2 separate regions of the Homo sapiens genome follow, and region 1 is linked to region 2. A link is a loop called in an ENCODE intact Hi-C map of the cell type or tissue named here. Cell type or tissue: left ventricle myocardium inferior. All regions are shown on one strand. Links, peaks and the distances in the headings refer to the core of each region. The heading gives the core; the rest is flanking DNA.

The links. A loop is a pair of places that touch in the nucleus more often than their neighbours do. Peaks named below come from ENCODE experiments on the same cell type or tissue, not always from the same donor. Only the 100,000 strongest peaks of a DNase experiment are listed, where the experiment ranks them.
Region 1: it touches region 2 in a loop (7-fold over the local background); 61 of 110 quality-filtered maps call a loop at or near these places.

Annotation. Positions count from the first base shown.
Region 1 is chr10:115,705,243-115,708,175 of GRCh38, reverse strand. The region is part of intron 26 of ATRNL1 (attractin like 1); the gene reads right to left. Among named protein-coding and RNA genes, the nearest start is that of SNORD158, 490 kb to the left of the region's middle. In left ventricle myocardium inferior, for the core only: a CTCF peak has its summit at 1,513 (motif pointing left); no DNase peak of the experiment used is centred there.
Region 2 is chr10:116,291,039-116,293,971 of GRCh38, reverse strand. No RefSeq gene overlaps it. Among named protein-coding and RNA genes, the nearest start is that of GFRA1, 19 kb to the right of the region's middle. In left ventricle myocardium inferior, for the core only: no CTCF peak of the experiment used is centred there; no DNase peak of the experiment used is centred there; H3K27me3 peaks cover 1,599 bases.

The sequences.
Region 1 (2,933 bases), core at 223-2,722, 590 kb after region 2:
TGTAATCCCTTCCACCTTTATAAATTATATTCATCATCTCAAATGTTTATGTTCCTTTTCAATATTAGTGCAGTAAGCTGGATAATGATTATTTTATATAAATTTCATTATATATAATTTAAATAACTTGAAAGGGAGTCATAAATTAGTAAACAGGAGCACATCAAGGAATATTTTTACCTAATTGGCAAAAATTAAATTAATGAAGCACTTTGGCAAGAGTATTAAGAGAATGCCACTGGTTTGGCCCTTCTGGAAAGCTATTTGCCAACAGATATCAAAAACATCAAAAGTCCACATATCCTCTGACCTAGTAATTCCACCGCTAAGATTCTATATTAATGAAATACATAATGAGAGATATAAGCAAGATTTATAAGTTTCTATGAAAGTGTCATTTATCATAGTGAAAAATTGGAGACAATTTGGTCTATTTGGTTAAACTGGAATACCAAAAAGGTAAAATATCATATGACCATTAAAAATTTTTCAAGGAATCTTAATAACATTGGAAAATGTTAAGAATATAACTTTATATGAAAAATCAGAATAAATTAATGTGTATATATATGTATAGGTAAATGCACATACATATATAATCACACATATATTTAAAATACAAATAAGATTTGGAATAATGTTTACTTTGGCTTGGGGGATACGGGGAGATGGAATAGGGGAGGGCCAATAAACTTAATATGATATTGTGAATGAGGTTCAAAAGAAGAAAAAACTCACTGTACGAATCATCCCAATTATATTTCCATATCATTGATATCCACATCTATACCTATATCTTTATGCCTGGGAAATACAAAAAGTGTTATCTTTAGAACATGAATTTTAACTTACTTAAATATACATTTTCTGAACTTTTCTATAAAAGTTTCTGTAAGAGGGAAAGAAGAAGAATATTAGCTGTTATTTTGATGTCTCTGAATTGTTTAGACTGATACGATAAGAGTGCAATGATTTTGGAAAACAGTAGAACAATAATAATTTTTGCTATTTTAGAAAGCTGCCTTATTTGTAGCCATTATTTTTATTATATATTATGTGATACTACAGGATAAAAGCGACACGGATTAGTACCTGCCTGAGTTGAATTCATTAATGAAACAAGTTCTAGGAAAAATCCTGTATATAAGTAATTAAAATTGAGATTAATAATTAATCATATCAATTAAATTTAGAATTTGTAAGAAATTACTCAAAAACTAAGAGAGACTGCATTGGAAGAATTTTCTGTGAAATAGAAGCATGCTTAGTTGTTGACGTTAGCTAGATAAGGAAGTAATCTTTTTCAGAAGCCATTAAAGTAGCTCAAATTAATATCTGATTATGTGTAGCTGTTCTCATAAAAAATGATCTAGTGTGATAAAACTTCAGTTGATCTAAACTGCATGGCACTATACATGACTTTAAATTGGCATATTTAACTACTCAGGCTGTCAAATTAATTCAGATTAGGCCTAAAAATATAATGACAAAGTTTGCCATCTGGTGGTCAGTGTGATACAAGTCGGATGTCTGCACTTAACCTATTTCTATTTCAGAGTTTTGAAATGGGTGTAAAAATGGAAGACAACATTGGTATTAAATAAATTCATGGGGGAAATTAAAGCTGTGGCAGATAAAAGTGCACTATGTGATTTGGTCAGATAGTAGCTGTGGTGGGCTGAATAATGCCCACCCCCAAAAAATCTCCAGGTCCTAATCTCTAGAATCTGTGCAAGTTTCCTTATATGGCAAAAGAGACTTTGCAGATGTGATTAAATTAAGTCTTAAGATGGGGATTTTTTCCTGGATCATCCTGAGGGGCCCTAACTGTAATCATAGTGCTCTTATAACAGAAGTATAGGGAGATTTAACTAGAGAAGAAGTCAAGCTAATGTGACCACTAAAGTAAGATGTGATAGTACTGGTTTTGACAAGGGCCAGGAGCCAAGGAATGCAAGAAATGCAGTTTTAGAAACTAAAAAAGGCAAGAACATGGATTCTCCCCTACAGCCTCTAGCAGGGGCTTGGCTACAGAGACCTTGATTTCAGCAGGGTAGGACTAATTTCAGACTTCTGATCTTCAGAACTGCAAGGGAATAACTTGTTTTAAGTCATTGAGTTTACAGTAATTGTGTTGTACTAGCCACAGGGAACTAATATGACAGCTAAGTGGAAGACGGCCTGAGGCTGGGATGATATAAGAAAATGTAAGAAGTGTGAAAAAATTAACTCTGTCCACTAATTAGATACTAAATATGACCATGTCTGTCAATAAGTAATGCATTAGCACACAAACTAATTTTTTAAGCCTAGAAAAAGTTGTTTAGATTGTTTAGAAAGAAACCAAACACAACGCACAAAAATAAACTACTTTCTGCATAATCCCTGTGGTCTGACCTGGTAATTCAAAGGAAAAGAATAGTGAAAGCATTTTACTCTACAAATCTGAAATCTTTGGGAGACAGTAATCTTATAGGACATGCATATTTTATTATGACAGTGATCTTACAGTAATCTATAGTGCAGTAATCTTACAGTAAAAGACAATAATCTTATAGTACCTGCATAATTTTATAGTGATGGTAATCTTATAGTACATGCATATTTTACTCACCAAGGTAATGTGATATATTTTAAAAAGTTAAATATTAACCAAAGCAAGGAGCTATCCTGTAGTAGAGAACAGATTTAGAGTAAAATGAGGCTTGAGATAAAATTCACTAAGTATAAAAAAATGAAGAAATATCACTGGTCTGAGAAGTAATAAATATACAGCATATTCCCTGCTTTTTAAAATCAATACCTCTATTATTTTAACCAATCTTATTTTCTGGGAAGTGAAGAAAATTTCTAGATGTAATGCTAAAATATCCATTAGTATTTGAATCACTATAATGTGTACTTGTGCTTGAAAAATAGAAGCATACAGACAG
Region 2 (2,933 bases), core at 314-2,813:
GGAGATAAGCAGGTATATGTGAGCTTCAACATAAACAACTTTGGTTGCAAGAATTTTCTCCCCAAAATGACCAAATATGAAATTATTTTCAAAAAGGTTATTCCAGAAGAAGATGTTTCAAAGTCATTGAAAATAATAGTTTAAGGCTCATCTTTTTTTTACTGACTGCTTTGTTTAAGTCACGCTCTTTCTCTGGAAGAGAAGGGAAAGAAAGAGCCTTTCAAATTTAAGTTAAAACTTCCTCCTTCCTTTTCCTCTGCATCCCTTGTTTTCTACCCTCTTCCTCTCTCCTTACCTACAAGGTAATCAAATCAATACAAGGTAGACTATGATATCAGCTACGTTAAGTGATGTAAATATTCAGAAAAGTGTTCTCCTGAATGCTTTCTTCAAAGCACTCATTAGGTGTCAATCTGAGTCACTGGGCTTGTCAACGCACAAACTACAAAAAATGTCTACTAGTCTTCTTGGATTCCATAGCCCACACTAAGCAGTCTCTTTTTCTCAAGAAGCACAGGGTATTCAACTTCTCTCTGCCTGATATTTAATCTGGTTTGCCCTTCCAGATCGGAGTACTCACACTTCCAAGAAGGGCTTTTTCTGAAGAATGAATGACAAGCTTCTCAAAGATTTTTGAAACTCCTTTCCTTTGAAAATAAAGTAAATGTTTTATTTGCAGTATTTTGTTTTTATATTAAATCATCATTTTGCCACCTACTTGCTCTGACACAGAAGTGTGTTTATTTTAAGCAAATGGTAACTCAAGTTTGCTTCTTTCCAAATTGCTCTTCCATGAATCATGTTCATTTATTTGTCCAATCATTGAATGTTTATTGGGTATCTATTTTACTATGTAGTGTTCAGTACATGATATACTGTGAGTTATTCAATGCTGGAGGTTACTCAGCGCTAATGCTGAGAGGTATTCAAAGATAAAGATTAAGAAATGGTTCCTACCTTCAAGAAACTTGTACTCTGATAAGGTAAAATAATAATTTTAATACAAGGTAGACTATGATATCAGCTACGTTAAGTGATGTAAATATTCAGAAAAGTGTTCTCCTGAATTTCTTTGAGACCTCTGCAGTCTAAACCTTTTATCTTTGAATTGCACTTTAAAATTATGTATCATTAGATGTTCTTTTCATAGTATCAGGCTTTTAAAAAGTAATTTAGTCATAAATGACTTCCTCTATCTTCCCTCTCAAAGAACCACAGCTTTCTATCAATGTGTCAAGATAACTCTTACAGCTTTGATGAACTTTGGTAAATATGCAAGTCATCCTTAAACATGGAAACCCAGAAATCAATGGTAGCAAAAAGATAGGTTAACAGTTGAAATAAAGAATGCCTTAAAAACTCAGCAATGATCACCAGTGGTAAATTCCATCACTTACAGAGGAGGAAAAAGAATTCTCATGCCATCAGTTCAGGAGCCTACAGATAAGTGTGTAAGTATTAATTATTTGATGTTCTTAGGGATCAGCACAGAGAAAAATTATTGACAAGTGATATATGTGGATTTTGTAAAACAATTAACAAAATTATATAGTACAACAATTCCTGTAAGTTTTCAACACCTAGCACATCACCTGGCTCACTGTAAGTAAATGGATAAATGGATACATGATATTTCTTATACCTAACAAGGTGCCTGACATATAGGAGACACTTAGCACATAATTATTAAGAGTAATTGATTAGGGACACTTGTTTTAGTTATTCAACTAAGTTATGACACACATTTGCAAACCTCGGTGCTGATGAATGTTCCTGTGGCAATTCCAATATCTCAGTATTTCAGGCAAAGTTCGAAATCTACATTTTCAGGTTTCCAGGATCCGTGCTGTTACCTCCCCTAAATTGGGCAACTCCTATACATGATTTGAGACTCAGTTTCAAGGTCAACTTCTCAGAGAGACTTTCCCTGACTCTTAGACCATCATTTATCAAAGTCTGGCTCATGACCCACCTGTATAAGATTCACCTGGGTTATTGGTAAAAGTGCAGATTCCTCAGCAAAAGAAACTGACATCAGAGTGAACAGACAACCTACAGAATGGGAGAAAATATTTGCAATGTATCAATCTGACAAAGGTCTGATGGACGGGTGCGGTGGCTCATGCTTGTAATCCCAGCACTTTGGGAGGCCGAGGCAGGTGGATCACAAGGTCAGGAGATTGAGACCATCTTGGCTAACATGGTGAAACCTTGTCTCTCTGAAAATACAAAACGTTAGCTGGGCATGGTGGCAGACGCCGGTAGTCCCAAGTACTCGGGGGGCTGAGGCAGGAGAATGGCGTGAACCCGGGAGGCAGAGTTTGCAGTGAGCCAAGGTCATGCCACTGCACTCCAGCCTGGGTGACAGAGCCAGACTCCATCTCAAAAAAAAGAAAAAGAATAAGTCTGATATCCAGAATTTACAAGGAACTTAAACAAATTTACAAGAAAAAAAACAAACAACCCCATTAAAAAGTGGGGAAAGAACATGAACAGGCACTTCTTGAAAGAAGACATTTATACACCCAACAAACATATGAACAAAAACTCAACATCACTGATCATTAGAGAAATGTAAATCAAAACCACAATGAGATACCATCTCACACCTGTCAGAATGGCAATTATAAAAAGTCAAGAAACAACAGATGCTGGCGAGGCTGTGGAGAAATAGGAACACTTTTACACCGTTGGTGGGAATGTAAATTAGTTCAACCATTGTAGAAGACAGTGTGGTTCATTCCTCAAAGACCTAGAACCAGAAACACCATTTGACCCAGCAATTCCATTACTGGGTATATACCCAAAGGAATATAAATCATCCTACCATAAAGACACATGCATGCATACGTTTATTGCAACACTATTCACAATAGCAAAGACATAGAATGAACCTAAATGCCCATCAATGATAGACTGGATAAAGAAAATGT